Linked DNA regions of Homo sapiens: region 2 is linked to region 1. Evidence: chromatin loops called from intact Hi-C (ENCODE). Cell type or tissue: left lung. All regions are shown on one strand. Each heading gives the region's core, and the rest is flanking DNA. Links, peaks and the distances in the headings are about the cores only. Region 1 holds the start of LOC105377157 (a long non-coding RNA gene). Region 2 has its middle 150 kb from the start of PROK2.

Region 1 (8,985 bases), core at 722-8,721:
TGAGGTGGGAGGATGGCTTAAGCCTGGGAGGTCAAAGATTCACTGAGCTGAGACTGCACCTCTGTACTCCAGCCTGCACAACAGAGAAAGACACTGTCTCAAAAAAAAAAAAAAAATGACTGCATACCAATGTCAAATAAAGGAGAAGCTCAATGACTGACATGGCTGTAATTAACCAGGATCTTTGATTGCAAGTAATATAAATCCAAGTAAAATTGGCTTAAGCAAAAACGTTGGCTCACTAATGGAAAATTTAAGTGACATTCCTTCAGGTATGGTGGACCCAGGCACTTAATATACGACGTGAAAATTCAAGCTCTCTCTAAACCTCTTGGTTCTGCTTCCTTATGTACAAAATCAGGGTTTTGCTAACAAGACAAAGGAGAGAATGGCTTCTGTACTGGGAGTTAATAGGTTACTGAGACAAGTAAATCCTTCCATTTTTAGGTGGCCTCTCTTCACATCATGGCACCCAGCATCTCTAGATTTGCATTTTCCTAATCCCAAGTCGAGCTGAACATGGAGCCTCTGTCTTTGCTACAGTTTTGATAAAAAGCCAGGTAATGGGATATATTGAGTGATTGGGATCATTTTTCCAATTATGAACAAATTGCTGTGGACAAGGGAACTCAATACTTCTATAACAGCATGAGTAACATGTCAACTCCAAAAGACAAAGGTGGTGTTAATCTCAGCTTGAACTGAGACTTTTGCAGGGCCGGTTCCCAAGGGAAATATGGATTCTGTCAATAAAGTCAAGGAATTGGATGTTGGACAGAGAGAAGCAACAAATGTCTCCTGTAAAGATGGAACAGCCAGATGTTTAAACATGGAGCCTTCTTCGTGAAACCCCATGATAAACCATACTTAAATATATCTAGATAGCTGAGCTGATCATGTGCCTCTCCTCCATGTGTCATCTTGTAAGTCACATCCTTTATTCCCAGTAACCCTGTTCATTCTGAATTCTGGAAATAACGTCATCAGATCCACAACTGTTGAGCTTTTGGGAGGGAAAGAATCTCCCTCCACATGTGTGGTGATATTCTTGGAAGAGTGATTTGTGGGCACTAAAAATGAATCATTTTGCAAAGAAGGGTGAATTTATACCATAGAAATGACTTTCAGGGTAATAGCACCTCCTCCCCCAAGTGGATCTGATGGGGATGGAATGTTCTGTGCTCTGGGTCTCACAAGTGATTCAGGCACTTACTGAGCACAAGAGTTGTGTGACTAGCACATGAATAATGCAACTGCGTGCTTTATAGATTTTATTCTAGAGGAGCAAGAGGAGAGAATGTAGGAGGAAGATGTGGTACATTGAAAAGACCAAAAGGAAAACTTGCTCATTTCTACTAATTGGTAACCTGGTAAGCAGTGATGGGAGTTTGCTAGTCTCTGTAACCTGTGATTGCCTATCCAACAACCCTTCCCAACCTTGCCACAAGGTTAGCTGAACCTGATTTTGTGCAGGTATGAGGCAGCCATGGCCTCAGGTAGGCCAGGTCACGCCCAGTGCTGATGGAATCGTGTGTGGCATAGACTGCTGGTTATCACCCAGTAAGCTGTACCTTCTCCCCTTTAAATAGCAATAGAAATTCCAATTTTTATTTGTGCCCATGGCTGTGCAGGATAGACATTTCTCAGCCTTCGTTACAGCCAGGTAAGACCATGTGATTGAGATTTGTCCAGGTGGAGTCAGCATATGTAGAATGTACAATTCTAAAAGTGTCCATTATAGAAAGGAACTTTGCTTTTTTTTTTTTTTAAGATGGAGTCTTGCTCTGTCACCCAGGCTGGAGTGCAGTGGTGCTATCTCGGCTCACTGCAACCTCTGCCTCCCGGGTTCAAGTGATCCTCCTGCCTCAGCCTCCTGAGTAGCTGGGACTAGAGGTGCGCGCCACCACGCCCGGCTAATTTTTGTATTTTTAGTAGAGACGGGGTTTCACCATGTTGGGGAGGATGGTCTCGATCTCTTGACCTTGTGATCCACCCGGCTTGGCCTCCCAAAGTTCTGGGATTCAGGCGTGAGCCCCACCGCACCCGGCCTGGAACTTTGCTTTTCCTCTCTTTTTCTTTCCTCTGGTGCTGGAATGAGTGCAAGAGGACTGGAGCTGGAGCAGCCATTTGGGGCTATGAAGCAACTTGGAGTGGAACCATGCACAGAGGAGCATGAGATTAGAAAGAGCCTGGGTTCCTGAAGTAGAGGTGCCCAACTGCATAGCCAGGCTTCCAAAATGTGAAAGAAAGCAACTTCTGTCTTGTTTAGACACTGTTATACGAGGTTTTTCTGTTCCCTTCCGGCCAGTGTAATTCTTACCTATACACAAGCTCATCCCATGTCCTCATAAAAGTTTGGTTGAGCATGGGGCATGTGAAGTTATTTTGAAAAAGGAGATATAAAGGGACATTAATGAGACTCTAGGAATTTTTCCTCGATCTTAAAGATTGAGACAAAACAGAGATCTTTCACTTGTCTGTCTCCGGGGGTTGGTTTTTTTGTTCGTTTGTTTGTTTTGTTTTGTTTTTGCCTATGATGCTAAAACTTCAACAGCAAATGTGGGATGTTGGAAGGATCCATCCCGAAGTTGAGCAGAGGCTGGCAGGACAGTTAGTGGGGAAGAACCTGTATCCTTGGTGACAGCAATGAACCACCTGACGAATCCCTTGGGGAGCCATTTCATATCCAGACTTGTTGTTACAGGAGATAACATATTTACTTTCTAAAAAATACTTTCCCTTGTGTTCTTGTGTTATCGTTCTTTCCCTCCTCCTCCTCTTCCTCCTCCTCCTTTCTTCTTCTTCTTCATCCTCTTCCTCTTCCTCCTCTCCTTCTTCTTCTTCTTCTTCTTTTCTTTTCTCTCTCTCTCCTCTCTCTCTCTCTCTCTCTGTCTCTGTCTCTCTCAACTGGAAACATTCTTACAGATACATTAATCAGTTCCTTTCTTAGTAAATCCAGGGTAGTGAGTCAGGGTATAAATAACAGTGATAACAACAACAGTAGTAGTACACACTGACATTGATCAGTCATGGATGGAGCATGATCTGTGCTAAGTGCTGCGCATGAACTTTATCTCACTCCCTTCCCCAAGAGGTGCTCTTATCCTTTCATTTTCCAGATGAGGAAATTGGGGACTAGAAAGCATACGCAGTGTAGTGCAGGAAAAATATCTTTTCCTTCTACTCCTCTAAGACTCATCTGGGGCCCCTGTAACAGAAGGCAGATTAACAAGAGAAACACATACTAATTTATTTAATATATGTATTTTACATGACACAGGAGAGTATGAGAAAGTGAAGACCCAAAGAAGTTGTTAAACCTGAATGTATTTATGCTAGGTTTGATGAAGAATGGAGATTCTTGGGAAAATGTGACAGGACAAAAGAAAGGTAGGAAGTAAGAGTGGTCAGCTGGGGAAGACAGCAAGCCTGCATCTAGGTTCCTCTACATGTCCTTGTGACTTGGAGATAAGGATCCTCCTCTTCTCCAGGCATAGAAAGGGCACCTCTCATGGAGGGGCTTATGACCTGCCTCAGGGAAAGGTCAGAGAGATCTTCCTGCACCTGCTGTTTTACAGATTCCTTCAGCTTGAAACAGTCAATGTGCCAAGGTATCATATTTGGGGGTAGCAGGTCCTGGAGCCTGTCAGTAGCTTGCTCAAGTTCTCTTAGTTACCAAATGGCAGATCTGGGATTCAGAAGCAGGGAGGCAGTATGGCAAGGGGCTTACACGCATTTGCACTGGGCTCATGGGACCTGTGTGCCTGTACCTCTCTGGTGTCTCAGCCTTCAGAGGTGAAATGAGAGGGTTAGACTTCAGGCTTTTCAAAGCCCCTTTCTGATCTGAACATGGACATTTAGGGGGCGCTCGGGGCTCCTCCCCTCCCTGATCTCATGTTCCTCAAATATTTTAGAGGGTGTGGGTTGGGGTGGTAATTTTTTATATTGAAATAACTTGAGATGTGTAGAAAACTTACAGGAATAGTGCAAAAAACAACTCACCAGTACCTTTTACCCAGATCCCCCACTGATGAATATTTCACCACACTTGCTTGGGGGTGGGAGAGGGAAGGAGGAAGAGAAGGGGTGGGGGAAGAAATGGGATGGAGAAAGAATGCTCCTTCATCCCTAAATATTTCAGCATTTATTTCCTAAGAACAAGCGTCCTTACATAAAGATAATACAATCACCCAAATCAGGAAATTAACATGGAGAGAAATGCAACCATCCAATCGAGGGGCCCTTTCAGATGCAGCTGCCTGCCTCAAAGATGGCCGTCATAAACACCCTTTCCTCTCTGGTCTAGGATCAAATCCACGTTGCTTTTGGGTGTCCCTTCTATTCAGTCTTTTTCCACTGGAAATGGCTCCTTAGCCTTCCCTTTGATTTTCGTGACCTTGATGTTTTTCGGGAATACAGACCAGTTACTGTTGTAGACTGTCCCTCAGTTTGGGTTTGTCTGATGTTTCCTTGTGATTAGATTCAGGTTAGACATTTTGGCCAGAAATGTCACAAAAGCGATGTGTTTTTCTCAGTGCATCCTATCAGAAGGCACACAATGTCAATTTGTCCCATAACTGGTGACGTTAAATTTGGTGGCTTTGAAAGAGACTTTGAGACTTTGAATATCATATGTGGAGATGCTATGAATGCCTGTTCCTCAGCAAACTTAGGCCCACTTGTTTTAGCACCCATCGATGATTTTTGACAGGATCAATTATTAAATGCTGGGTGCCTTGAAAGCTGCTCCACCCACTGTGACCCTGAGCAGGCCACCTTCCCCAGAGTGGGGCCCCTCTGCCACATTGGAGGGGTGAGAATCCTTGGCTGTGACCCTGTTGTTCAAGGGCCCAGGCCATGCTGGGCATCCTCAGATGTGGGCTCCTTTCTTTCCTCCATGCTGCAAGGTGGGCTTGAGAGCAGCTTCCTCTCATGATGAGTGATGAGGTCCCCCCCATGGGACTTTGAGGAGAGACAGGGGAGACATACAGGACTCTGATATTTCAGCAGCAGCATCACACTGCTCTTAACTACATTGCCAATACTGACCTGATCCATCTCTGGCTCTGATGCTGTTCAGCTCTTCTCCTAGTGTCTCCTCCCCCTTTTCTCAATGTGGTAAGGTATTGCAAGATACACACTGATGCTTTGGCCCGGTAGTACTTCCTATGGCTGCCAACCCTTTCCCCACTCTGGGAACCTGGGCCAACGGCTTTTATTATCTCAGAAAAAGGATGTTATCACAGGATGGGGAGAAGAAGGGAAATAATTCTGACAGTTTTGTGTTTCAAAAGTCATAGATGTTTTGAAATTTAGAGTCATATATAACAAAAGAGAGACGTTATCTTGTTCCTTGTACCTTTTGCCACCTATAAAGTTTCTACAAGTTGGGGAGGAAGTGTAAGGACCAGAAAGGAAGGAAAGAAGGCTTAGATGCTGGTCATTCCAGACACTGCTACAGAACTGAGCCCGTTGCGGAGTGGCAAAACCCTCATGTTGATTGGGGAATCCGAAAACCGGGGCTTGTACTCTCATTCTGGGGAGAATCCAGGGAAGTTGCGAGAGCCCAAAACTTAGCATAGACCTGAGTAATTCAGGGAAGAGGCACAGCCGTAGCACAGAGAGCTGGCATCCTGAAAGGCACGGTGGCTAGACGTGAGGAAGGACATACAGCTGCTGGCAGGACGAGGAGAAAATGAGGCATGTCAGCAGATCCAGGGCGGAGTGGGAGAGAGAACCACACTGCAATCTGCACACGCCATCCTCAGCGCCAACTTCCATCCCAGGGTAACTCATCACCCAAGACAGTTACTGGAGCTCCAACTGTCACACCAAGCTCCAGGCTGCAATAAGGAAAAAGAGGGGGAGGGCAAAACGGCCTGTTGGTTAGACGAGTCAGTATCCTTTACAGGGCCTTCCTGGAAGCCCCACACACAACTTCCACTTTTTATCTCATTGACTAGAATAAGAGTCACACCCAGCTACAAGGGAAATAGGGTCATGTGGTCTTTTGGCTGAGCACTGAATTAAAAATTGGGGTCGTTACTAAGTAGGAAGGGGAAAATGGATATGGGGTGGCACCTAACGGTCTCTTTCTCTTTTCTCATTTATTTATTTATTTAGAGACACGGTCTTACTCTGTCACCAAGGCTGGAATGCAGTGGTGAGATCTTGGCTCACTGCAGCCTCAGCCTCTCAGGCTCAAGGGATCCTCCCACCTCAGCCTCCCAAGTAGCTGGGACCACAGGCATGCGCCACCACACCTGGCTAATTTTTTTGTATTTTGGGTAAAGATGGGGTTTCACCATGTTGCCCAGGCTGATCTCGAACTCCTGGGCTCAAGTGATCTTCCTGCCTCAGCCTCCCAAAGTGCTGGGATTACAGGGGTGAGCCACTTCTTCCGACCTGGCAGTCTCTTTCAAGTCGTGCCTTTTCTGTCTCCTCCTTCCCACTTTTCTGGGCCTCACCTCTTCTTCTCTAGCTCTGAGTTCCAACCTCACTTTACAGCACCCTGAAGGAGCTACCAGCCTCATTTCTGTCACCTCTGCACAAAGGGGCACTGTTTGCATCCCATTGGTGGGAGTTGGTAGAACATGCTGGTGCTGTCATGGTTGCCTTGCCCACATGTTTTCAGTTTCATGTGGTTGCAATGGATATGCTTCCTTCCTGACGCCAATTCAAGTTTCAGCCCATGTCCTGTTGCCCATTGTGCGTGGTGGTCTGTGTGTGGACACAGGCCAAATAAGTCATTCTGTAGCCTCCAGTAAGGTGACCAGGTGGCCCAGGGGGCCCGAGCTGACTTTGGTACCAAAAGCCTGTAGGGCAGGTATCTTGGAAAATGCTGTGGAGTCTCCCTTTTCCTAAGGGAAAGAGATGAAAGAAGAAGGAACTGACATTTAAGTGACTGTCACGTACTAAGTCTTGTGCTAATGATTCTCAGATGTGATCTTGTGTGATTTTGGTGCAGGAACATCAAAACTATGAGGCAGGTAGGTACTTCTCCTAGTATGAGTTCTACCCAAAGCAGACCCTGAGACAAGGACTTGGGTACACATAGTTTATTTGGGCCAGAAAGGACAAGTAAGGAAATGGTATGTTGGTAAATGTCTAACATCTGGCTGTCCAACAACAATAACAACAGGCCGGGCAAGGTGGCTTATGCCTGTAATCCCAGCGCTTTGGGAGGCAGAGGCAGGTGGATCATCTGAGGTCAGGAGTTTGAGACCAGCCTGGCCAACATGGTAGTCTCTACTAAAAATACAAAATTTAGCTGGGCGTGGTGGCAGGTGCCTGTAATTCCAGCTACTGGGGAGGTTGAGGCAAGAGAATTGCTTAAATCCAGGAGGCAGAGGTTGCAATGAGCCAAGGTCGTGCCACTGCTCTCCAGCCTGGGCAACAGAGGGAGACTCTGTCTCAAAAAAAAAAAAAAAAAAATCAATAACAACAACAACAACCTGATTTATAGCATCTAGGGATTTCCCTGGTATAAATATGACACCATAGTCAATTTTAGGTCACCATCATGACATCACTGAACACAGAGGGAAGAGATGCACACATTGATTCTCAAAAACCTATGTAAGCTGGTACCAGCACATCAAAAGGAAGAGCTAGCCAAGATAAAGCCAATGAAGCGTGCCTTAATAAGCAGGTCACTAACGTGGACACATGGAACTCACTCTCATGGGTGCACTCTGTGAAACAGCATGGAGCACACCTCAGAATCCACTCACAGGGACACTGGCACACTTACCCATCTGACTCTATTCCCTACTGATTGAAGTTAACTTTCCCCCCAGCTCCAATTAGGTCTCCAGATCTTTGAGAAAGCTCACCTAGTGCCAAAAATAAAGCCTTCCAGCAGAGAAGAGAGAGGCACAGGTATTTGAGATGGGAATTATTAGCATGCTGGAAAATGCCTTTGCCTGCAGCCGCAGGTGAATTCAGGCGGCCCAAGGGTATAGGGGATAAAGCAGCAGTAGAACTGGAATCTGCAACAGGAGGCAACACACTTTTTCTGTAAAGGACCAGACAGTAAATATTTCAGGCTTTGCATGCCACATATGGTCACTGTCACATATTTTTCAAATTTTTTATTTGCTTGTGGTTTACAAGATTTTAAACATATAAAAAACATAAAAAAACCTTCTTAGCTTGTGGGGCTGAACAAAATGAGTCTGAGGGCCACAGATTGCCAAGGCCTGTCCTACAGACCAGCAATAGCAGCACCCAGGAGCTTGCAAAAATGCAGATTCCCAGGCACCACCCCCGGTACTGAATACAATCTGCATTTTAGCAAGGTGTACACAGTAATGTTTGAGGAACACTATGCTGCTGTACTATCATTTCCATCATACAGATAAGGACACTCAGTCCTTAGAGAGGCTGAGTCACCTGATAGAAGCCGCAAAGAGCCAGGACTCAAATCCAGGCCTGACTGATCCCAAGGCCATTCTCTTCACAGGTCTGGTTATAATTGTAAATAATCTATAAAAAATTTCAATTCCCATATGATATGGTTTGGATGTTTGTCCCTTGCAAATCTCATGTTGAAATGTGATCCCCAAAATTGGAGGTGAGGCCTAGTGGGAGGTGTTTGGCTCTTAGGGGTGGAGCCCTCAAGAGTGGCTTGGTGCCAACCCCATGGTAACGAGTTCATGCACGATCTGCTTGCATGAACCAGAGTCTGGGACCTCCCTCCCCTCTCTCTTCCTCCCTCTCCCACCATGTGACACACCTGCTCCCCCTTCTCCTTCCACCATGAGTGGAAGCTTCCTGAGGCCTCACCAGAAGCAGATGCTGGTGCCACACTTCTTGTACCGCCTGCAGAACCATGAGCCAAAATAAACCTCTTTTCTTTATAAATTACCCAGCCTCAGGTACTCTTTTATAGCTATGCTAAATGGGCTAATATACCATATTTAAAGTAAGATGGCTACTTTAAAATAATATCTAAGCAATTTTGTAGTGACATCATTGGAGGAG
Region 2 (8,985 bases), core at 691-8,690, 61 kb after region 1:
CTCACACCGCGAATCCCAGCACTTTGGGAGGCCAAGGTGGGAGGATTGCTTGAGTCCAGGAGTTCAAGACCAGCGTGGGGAACATGACAAGACCCTATCTCTACAAAAAAATTAAATAAATAAAATTATCCAGGTGTAGCAGCACGTGTCTGTGGTCCCAGCTACTCAAGAGGTTGAGGTGGGAGGATTGCTTGAGCCCTGGAATTTGAGGCTGCAGTGAGCTGTTGATCATGCCACTCTACTGCATCCTAAGCAACAGAGCAATACTCCATCTCAAAAATAAAAAATGTCTATAGGAAGAATTAATGAATGTCTAAGCCTCAGTTTCCTCGCTTGCAAAAATGAGGGGAATAACCCTCCTAAAAAGCTTTTAAGTTAGGTGTCATTATTAGTACAATTTTACAAAGGTAGAAATTGAAGATCAGAGAAGATAAGGATTTGCTCAAGGTCACACAGCTAGGAAAGAGCAAGATCAGAAATGGAACCAAGGGCTTCTGACTGAGTCTGGGGCTCTTGATATGGTACCACAGCCTGCTACATTTCCAGATTAATAAAAAGAAACCAGTGCACCCTCAACCACTTTAAAAGGCACACTGCCCATCCAGAATCACTCGAAGGCCCACATTATGTGGCTCTTCTCCATCTTCTCCTGAACAGTCAGGAATTGAGATTTCTGAGGGCAGATAGATTATAGATGATTGATAGATAGATATGCAGCTATATATATTATATGGTTTAACTGTGTTCCCACCCAAATCTCATCTCGAATTGTAGTTCCTGTAATCCCCACGTGTCATGGGAGGGACCAGGTGGAGGTCATTGAATCATGGGGGTGGTTTCCCCTGTTCTCATGACAGTGAGTTAGCTCTCATGAGAGCTGATGGTTTTATAAGGGGCTTCCCCCTTTGCTAGGCACTCATTCTCTCTCCTGCTACCCTGTGAAGAGGTGCCTTCCACCGTGATTGTAAGTTTCCTGAGGCCTCCCCAGCCATGTGGAACTGTGAGTTAATTAAAACTCTTTTTTAACAAAATAAGTTATGCAGTCTCTGGTGTTTCTCCATGGCAGCGAGAGAATGGGTTGATACAATATATGTTTTTTCTTTTTAATTATCCTCTAAACACACACACACACACACACACACACACACACACAGAAGAAGGCTGCCCTTAAGTTCCTCTAGGGGTGTGGGGTGAAAACATCCCCCTTCTTGTTGTCATCATGGCTCTGGAGGTCTGCTATCATGCAGCCCCTTTGTCCGTCTTTGCAATAGTTCCAGGGTCCTTACCTTACTTCCCTGAAGCTTTCATTAAAAGGGTGAGTCACATGGCTATTGAAAGGTGCAGAACATAGGTGGATTGTAATTTGAGCTACATAATTGCAAATGAACATGTTTTTAAACTCAGAACTTCAGTTTTCTCACTGTAAAATAGGAAAAGATATTTACTTCACAGGTGACAGTGAGAGTCAACTGAAAAAAAAATACCCAGTACTACGCCTGTTGTAGAGTAACTGTTCAGTAAATATTAAATCCCATCCTACCCACCTCCAGGGTTTCCCAACCACTTCCCGGGCCTCAGAAGAGTCTCACTGTGTTGGGTAGGGGGTCCGTGGACGGCAGGGACCTGTGGATGTACAACCTTGCTTTGCCATTTTAGAGGAATATCAGCCGAGGTGTGGAAGGGAGTTATGTCAGGCCCTGTTCTTTGCTAGGGAATGTTCTGCTAGGTCGGGACACTGTGAGTAGAGCTTCAGCAATCCCAGTGTGCGGCTCCACAGCGACTTGTCGCACCTGCCAGCCACCATCTGATGGGAATTACCTGAGAGCCACGACCGTGAAGCCATTCACAGGAACTCATTCTTCCAGGGGGTCAGCAACGGAAATGACCAGGACCAGAAGAGATACAAATCTGGTGGGATTTAACCTGATGAATGCCGGGCTTTCCTAGCCCATGGGGCCTTGTAGAACCCCAGGTGGAGGTGGAGGTGGAAGGATCTAGAGGTTGTTTAGTTATAAAGAATGATAACCTACTCACATTGGCTACTTGAGTGGAATTTAAGGAAATGCTCACCTGCCAGCCTTATCAGAAGGTAGGAGCCAGGCATCTCTCTGAAGCAGAAGTCTAGACATTCTAAAGTTGCGCCATTAAAGTAACTAAACGGCCAACTCTCTCATCTCTGTTTCTTGATTCAGAGAGAGAGAGAGAAATATTTAAGCGGCAAGAAGCCAACCAAAGCTCGCTCCTGGCCGAACAGCTGCAGAAGAGGGGTGGGCTTACGCAGGTCCCATTAGGCTGAAGGGGCCTTCCTTCCCCCGTGGCTGAAGGAAAAGAATTCTCAGAGACGGATGCAGACAACTGGCCAGAACCCCACAGCTTGTCTGCCACAATAAGCAAGTTCTACTTAGTAGCCTTTTACATTTAGGCAGGGCTCCATTTCTGTTTAAATTGGGGAAGCTTTAAACTTTATTCGCAAAGGGTTTTCTAGAATACCTTTTAGCTTCCTGACCGCTCAATCCTGCCACAGGACTTTTGAAAACTCTGCTCCCTCTGCCTGGAAAGCCCCTTCTAGCCTCCAACCCCTTCCATGGCCTGGTACTCCTCCTCCTCTGCAGCTCTCTAATTGGATGTCCTATCACCGACCCTCAGAGGAGCTCACGGTCATCAGTTTCACGCTCCGGTAATATGCTATGCTTTTCTTTCGCTGAGTTTATCACACGTGCAATGACCTGTTTGTTTTAATTATTTCATGTCTGTCCCTTAGACTAGGCTACAAGCTCTAAGAGGGCAAGGGCTGTTTCTTATGTACCACTTTATCTCCGTTGTCTGGTACATTGCTGGGAACAGGTAGGTGCTTGCTATATTTTCCCTCTTCCTTGTGCTAAACTCATGAATCCTCCCAATAACCTTTATTATCCACTTTTATGGTAAAGACACAGGTTCAGAGAGTGCAAATGATGTGCTGTGGGGTAAACACACCTAATAGCAATAGCTTCATCACACCCTTAGACTGACCCTGTATGGCAGATGCTCCTGAATGTGTGTTCCGAACTAGGGAATCCGGGGGTGACCAGCCCAGATATCATTCCTGATCTATAAACATCTGAGCCCCTGGCCTGTCCTGTGGCACACAGGCCGTACAGGGGATCGAGGCCCTGAGTTTGGGGTCAAATGAAGGTTGCCAAGTGGAGGTCGTTAGGGGAAGGGTGTTAAGTGAAAATACTGCATAAACTGCATGTTGTGTGCAGGGGGTTGCGGTTCTCCTGCCCAGCCCGCTGCTGCTGGACTCTCCCCTGTACGGAAGCCCCAAATAAAATCTCATGTCTCCTTTGCCGGCTCTGTCTTCAGCGTCTTGAATCCGCTGAGGTTAAGAGGGGTTCAGCACAACTAAAGCCACACAGCTGGGAAGATGCAGAACCAGGCAGGGCATCTCTCAGACCCCAAAGCCTGAGCTTTTTTATGATTCCATGCTGCTTCTCACATAGACCAGATATGTCTTATTTCAAGATCTGAAGAATCTCCACAATTAGTCTGAATGCCCACATGTGTGGCATTTTGCTTTTAAATCCACGGGCCTTAGAAGCAGCAGTTCTCAGAGTGAATCTGTAAATTGGTTTCAGGTACCCCAAATCTCAGGCACCCAGCATGTTTAAAAGCCCCAGTACCCAGCCCCACTTGCAGGGCTAGGTGAGACTCTAGTACTTGCAGTATCAACAAGCACCCCCAGGTGCTTCTAATGCACAGCCAGGTTGAAAAACCAGTGCCTTAGGGTACCTGGTGCTTGTCTGATTTTTCTGTTTTTGCTGTGATTACCTGGAGGGGGTTGGTAAAGGGAGTGTTGAAGCTTGCAGTGAAGAAAAGCCAAAGCTTAGCTTTTTATTCAAAAGAAATGCCTACTGCTCCAGGAAGATAGCAGGGGGGCATCTGAGTTGTCATTTGAATTGCTGGGATGAGGACAGGGTCTCTACTTCACGCCTTGGCGGTCTCACTAGCTCCAGTTCCTAGGAACAGGTGGGTCTCACAGGCAGGCTTATGGGCTCCAGAATTGGCTTGTAAATAACTCATACGGCACAGCTGGGTTTCTGGCCTCATAAATATTGACCAGCTGTGATTAACCGTCCACTCCGGATCACATTATCTAGTGGGAAAGCTCCTTTATTAGGGTATTAAATAAGCATGAGGCCGTGCCTGTTCTGTACAACAGCTTTCCCCTGTGAAGTATGATGCTCTGGCCAGGTGATCTCTACCCAGGCAGGTAAAAGAGAACCATCAATTCCATTAAACAAGGTATTAATTGAGCACTTGCTATCTGCTTGGCATTCAGCCAGAGACTGGGGAGATTATGGTGAATGAGATATTTAATGAGTCACAAAATACGTTCAAAATAAGCTCACCTCTCTAAAACTGCCTAAAATGACGTCAGAGAAAGGTGTGGATGAGAAGGAACCAGGACACTGTTAGTCTAAGACTTTATTTAAAAATGCGGGTGTATTCATTTCCCAATTCTCATTAGTTGCCTTCCACCCAAATGAGACCAACCCGAGCTTGCTACAGGAAGGGAGTCAGCCACCATCATGTGTGTTTGACAGAGACGCAAAAGCAGGCAGAGGAGCCAGAAAGCTTTGTAAAGGGAAGAAGGAGAAGATTTCAGCCCTGATTCAGGTTGTTGGCATGGGAGGTGGGCTAACGAGAAGTGGGGCAATCCTATGTGATGGGCTAGCGTGCATCTTTGGCTTCCTCTGATTGGGCCTAAGTTGAACATGGGGACACAAGTTGGGGAAGCTGTCAGTTACTGATGATATCCTGGCCACTTGGGGCTGATTGCTACAGCGGTTGTTGTGTGGCATCCTGGGCTGGTTACTACAGACAGGAGGCTAACTTTCTGGACTAGTTGCTGTAGGCAGTAGATTGGCTTCCTGGGCTGGTTGCTTCAGGTTGTGGATCAGAGGTCGGCTTTATATGTTGTCTGGCCATGGTCTATTTGTATATTCAGTCTCATAGGACTGCCATAACAAAGTCTCACAAATTGAGTGGCCTAAAGGAACAGAAATGTATTCTCTCTCAAGGCTGGAGACTAGGAGTCTAAAATCAAGGGGTCAGCAGGGCCACTTCCTCTCTTCCTAGCTCCTGGTTGCTATAATTGGTGGTGTTTCTTGGTTCGTAGCTGCATGACTCCCATAGCTGCCTCTGTGATCACGTGTTTCTCTTCCTCCTGGGCATCCGTGTTTTCACATGGCCGCCTCCTCATCTGTGTGTCTGTCTCGGTTCCTCTGCTCCTCTCATGAAGACTCCAATCATGTTGGATTAAGGACTCACCCTAATTCATTATAAATTCATCATAAGTTGATTGCATCTGCAAAGACCCTAATTCCAAATTAGAGCATGTTCACAGGTACCAGGGTTGGGACTTGAACATAGGTTTTTGGGGGACACAATTCAAACCACAATACTGTGTACTCTTAAGAAGGCTCCGAAGAGATGCCAGGAGCACATGCTGATGGTTTTATGGGGCTTTGGCAGGAATAGTCAGCCAATGTTTAAGTTTCTGGAAGAGTCAAGGAGGATTCTAGAAGAAAAAGGAATTGTCCTGGTGGTTTAGCGGTCGCTGTTTCAACAGTATGGATCTTACCAAGAGGAGTGGGGAGATGCAGTCAGAGGTTTAGGTCTTGTGCTGTGGAGTGGGTGGGAGGAACAGCTGGGAGGACAAAGACACTCAGGGGCCCCAGTGGAAAAGTGTCTCTCATGAGGTCACCTAGAGATGGCAATAATAGGTCAAAGGCCTACATGGTACCCAGGCAAAACCATCAGTGATGCTGATAATCATGGCCAAGATCGGATGCTTAGAAATGAGAAGAGATGGATACAGGGCTTCCCATGACAAGAGCAGCCTCATCGCCATCCCTGCAGTTTTTAGCCTTATAGGGTGCATTCATTTACTCGGGCTGCCATAACACAGTACCACAAATTGGGTGGCTTAAAACAATAGAAATTTATTCTCTCACACTAATAGCTACAAGTCCAAAATCACGGCATTGGCAGGTTCATTCCCTCTGGAGGAGAATGTGCTCTGTGCATTTTCCTAGTTTCTGGTAGGAACCAGCAGTCCTTGATATGCCTTGATTCCTAGATGCGTCACTCCAATCTCTGCCTCCGTCTTTACACGGCGTTTTCCCTCCGTGTCTGTCTATATGCAGATTTTCCTCTTCTCAAAAGGACACACTTTGTATCGGATCAGGGCCCACCCTAATGACCTCATCATAACTTGATTACATCTACAAAGACCCTATTTCCAGGTAAGATCACATTTACAGGTTCGGGGGTTAGGACTTCAACGTATCTTGTTGGAGAATACAATTCAACTCACAATACAGAGGATAGAGGACATAATACAGTGTTGTAAATGCTGTAATGGAGAGTGGGGAGGCCCGGGAGCACTGTAGGGAAGGGCCTGGGCTTACAGGGACTGGAAAGGCTTCCTGGAGGAGGCGCCATCAAACGGAGACCTGTGGATGACTAGGCACTAGAGAGGTAAAATGAGTTCCAGGAAGGAACAGCACATGCACAGACCGGGAGAAAGGGAAAAGCATGGTACGTTACAGGATAAGCAGTTCAGACTCGTTAGATCAGAAAGAACGAGAGAATAATGGCACAAGAGGAGCATGATAAAAGAGAGATGGAACTGTGCCAGCTGGAACTTTCCTGAGCAGCAGACACTTGGGAAAGAAGAGAGATGCACGGAAGAATCTTTATTTGTAGGAATTCTTTTTCTTACCTCAAGTGTCTGAGAGTCATCATTTCTATATGCAGTGCAAACTGCAATGATATAGTTTGGCTCTATCCTCTCCCAAATCTCACCTTGAATTGTAATACTCCCCACAGGTCAAGGGTGGGGCCAGGTGAAGATAATTGAATCACCGGGTGGTTCCTTCATGCTGTTCCCGTGGTCGTGAATAAGTTTCACAAGATCTGATGGTTTTATACATGAGAGTTCCCCTACACAAACTCTTTTGCCTGCTGCCATGTAAGACACGTCCTGCTTCCCCTTTGCTTTCCGCTATGATTGTGAGGCCTCCCCAGCCATGTGGAACTGTGAGTCAATTAAATCTCTTTCCTTTAGAAATTACCCAGACTCAGGTATGGCTTTATTAGCAGCATGAGAACAGACTAATACATGCAAGCTTGGAGATCTAAACAGAAGGACCTGGTGGCAAGCTTCCAGAGCTGATATAAAATAAGATGGCATTTGTTTCATTGGTCAGTAGCTACTACACACTGGCCATGTCGCAGTGTAAGCAAAAATCCATATTGCGCCTATCCTCCAGGCTATTAACAATCTGTCTACTGGGAGAGAGACAGTAACCAAATAATCCTTCAAATAAATGTTTAATTACAAATTCAGATAATAACATAATGGTAGGATTAGATTTGCAGGATTTTTTTCCATTTTTAAGAATCACAGTGGTTTAAATATTAGCAGTTTTTCTCTCTCATAAATAAAATTCAGAGATGGCTGGTACAGCGACTCTACAGTCATCAGGAACTCAGGCCCCTTCGGTCCTCTGGCCCATAATTTTTAGCATATCTCATGGTGCTAGATGGCCACAGGAGCTCCAGGCATCAGGTTCATATTCCAGGAAGGCTGAAGAACAAAACGCTATACCCCTTTAAAGAGCTTTCCTGTGAGTATTAACCAATCAAATTCCACTTACATGTCCTCATCAGAACCCTGTTACATGGCCACCTATCTGCAAGAGAGGCTGGAAATAATAGACTTTAACTGGGCTCATGTCACCCTAAAATAAAATCATGATTCTAAAACCAAGGACAAAAGGCAGAAAGGATATTGTGTGGGGAGTCGGATCCCTCTATCACATGAAACAAAGGAACGCCATTCTCCCAGGGAGTGATGCCTATGTTGAAAGATATAGGATGAGGAGGGGCTAACCATGTGAAAGGGGGAGGGACGTAGGTCTCCCCATAAACTAAACAGGCTAATGTAGCTGGACCATGGATGGGAAGATGAGGTACTGAGAGATAAAACAGGGCAAGGTAGGCAGAGACCTGATGAACCCGGGCCTTGTTAAGATGTGGGGCTTTATTCTAAGTGCACTGGAAGCTGCTAAGGAGTATTAAGTAGGAGATAATACCCTTTAGCAGGTGGTCTGATCATCTCTGTGTGTTTTGAGTGCCTACAATGTGCATGGTGCAGGGTACTGGTGATACAGAGTTATAGCGTCCGCTCGCTGGTGGAGCCTGGTTTGGGGGAGAGCAGCTGCCTTCTGGATTAGAGCTCACAGAACCATATGCCCAGCTGTGTGCAGGGAAGTGTGGGTGTCAGCAAAGGGTTAACCTCAGAGCCACCTGTTGGTAGTTGAATGCAATTTCAGCAAGATGAAGGGGAGGACAAGAACATGCCAGGCAGAGCTGGCCCAAGCGCTGCAAGTGTCCAGTGTCGAGGATCTGCCAATTACAGGTGATTTCTGGAGGAAGACCAAGAGATGAGACTTAAAGTCAGTCAGTCAGAGGTTAGATCACTAAAGGTCTTGTGTGTCAGGCTAAGGGGCTGAATGTTAGCGAGCCATGGAAGGGTGTTGAGTCAGGGAGTGACATGATGCAAGCTATGTTCTAGCACATCAGCACTGGCAGCAGCATGCAGGAATGCAGAGGAGGAAGGAATGCATAGTTACTGAAAAGAGGAGGTTGCTTTTTGTGCACTTGAACTTCTGCCTGTTGGGATCCTGGCTAATTTTATCCTTGTTGGCAGACACCTACTCGGACTACTCCTCCCTGTGAAATACAGAAGCCGAGACCTACATTCCCTTATCTGAAATTCTGAAATCCAGAAAGCTCTGAAAACAAATTTTTTTTTTTTTTTGGTGATTCATTTGATGACCAAACCTGAGCCTAAACTAAACTCATTCATCCCGACTCTGTCTGGCATAATGTAACTTAATCTATTTAGTCCACTTAATGTGAATATTAATGTTT

The links. Hi-C counts contacts between places; a loop is a spot of excess contacts. Peaks named below come from ENCODE experiments on the same cell type or tissue, not always from the same donor. Only the 100,000 strongest peaks of a DNase experiment are listed, where the experiment ranks them.
Region 2: a loop joins it to region 1, with 6 times the contacts of the local background. A loop is called at or near these places in 1 of 110 quality-filtered maps.

The regions. Positions count from the first base shown.
Region 1 is chr3:71,991,267-72,000,251 of GRCh38, reverse strand. LOC105377157 (a long non-coding RNA gene) reads right to left here and starts at 6,553. Exons shown (of 2, transcript XR_940957.3): 1 at 6,468-6,553; 2 at 4,130-5,843. In left lung, for the core only: no CTCF peak of the experiment used is centred there; no DNase peak of the experiment used is centred there; H3K27ac peaks cover 1,195 bases.
Region 2 is chr3:71,930,157-71,939,141 of GRCh38, reverse strand. No RefSeq gene overlaps it. Among named protein-coding and RNA genes, the nearest start is that of PROK2, 150 kb to the right of the region's middle. RefSeq lists a silencer at 838-887. In left lung, for the core only: no CTCF peak of the experiment used is centred there; no DNase peak of the experiment used is centred there.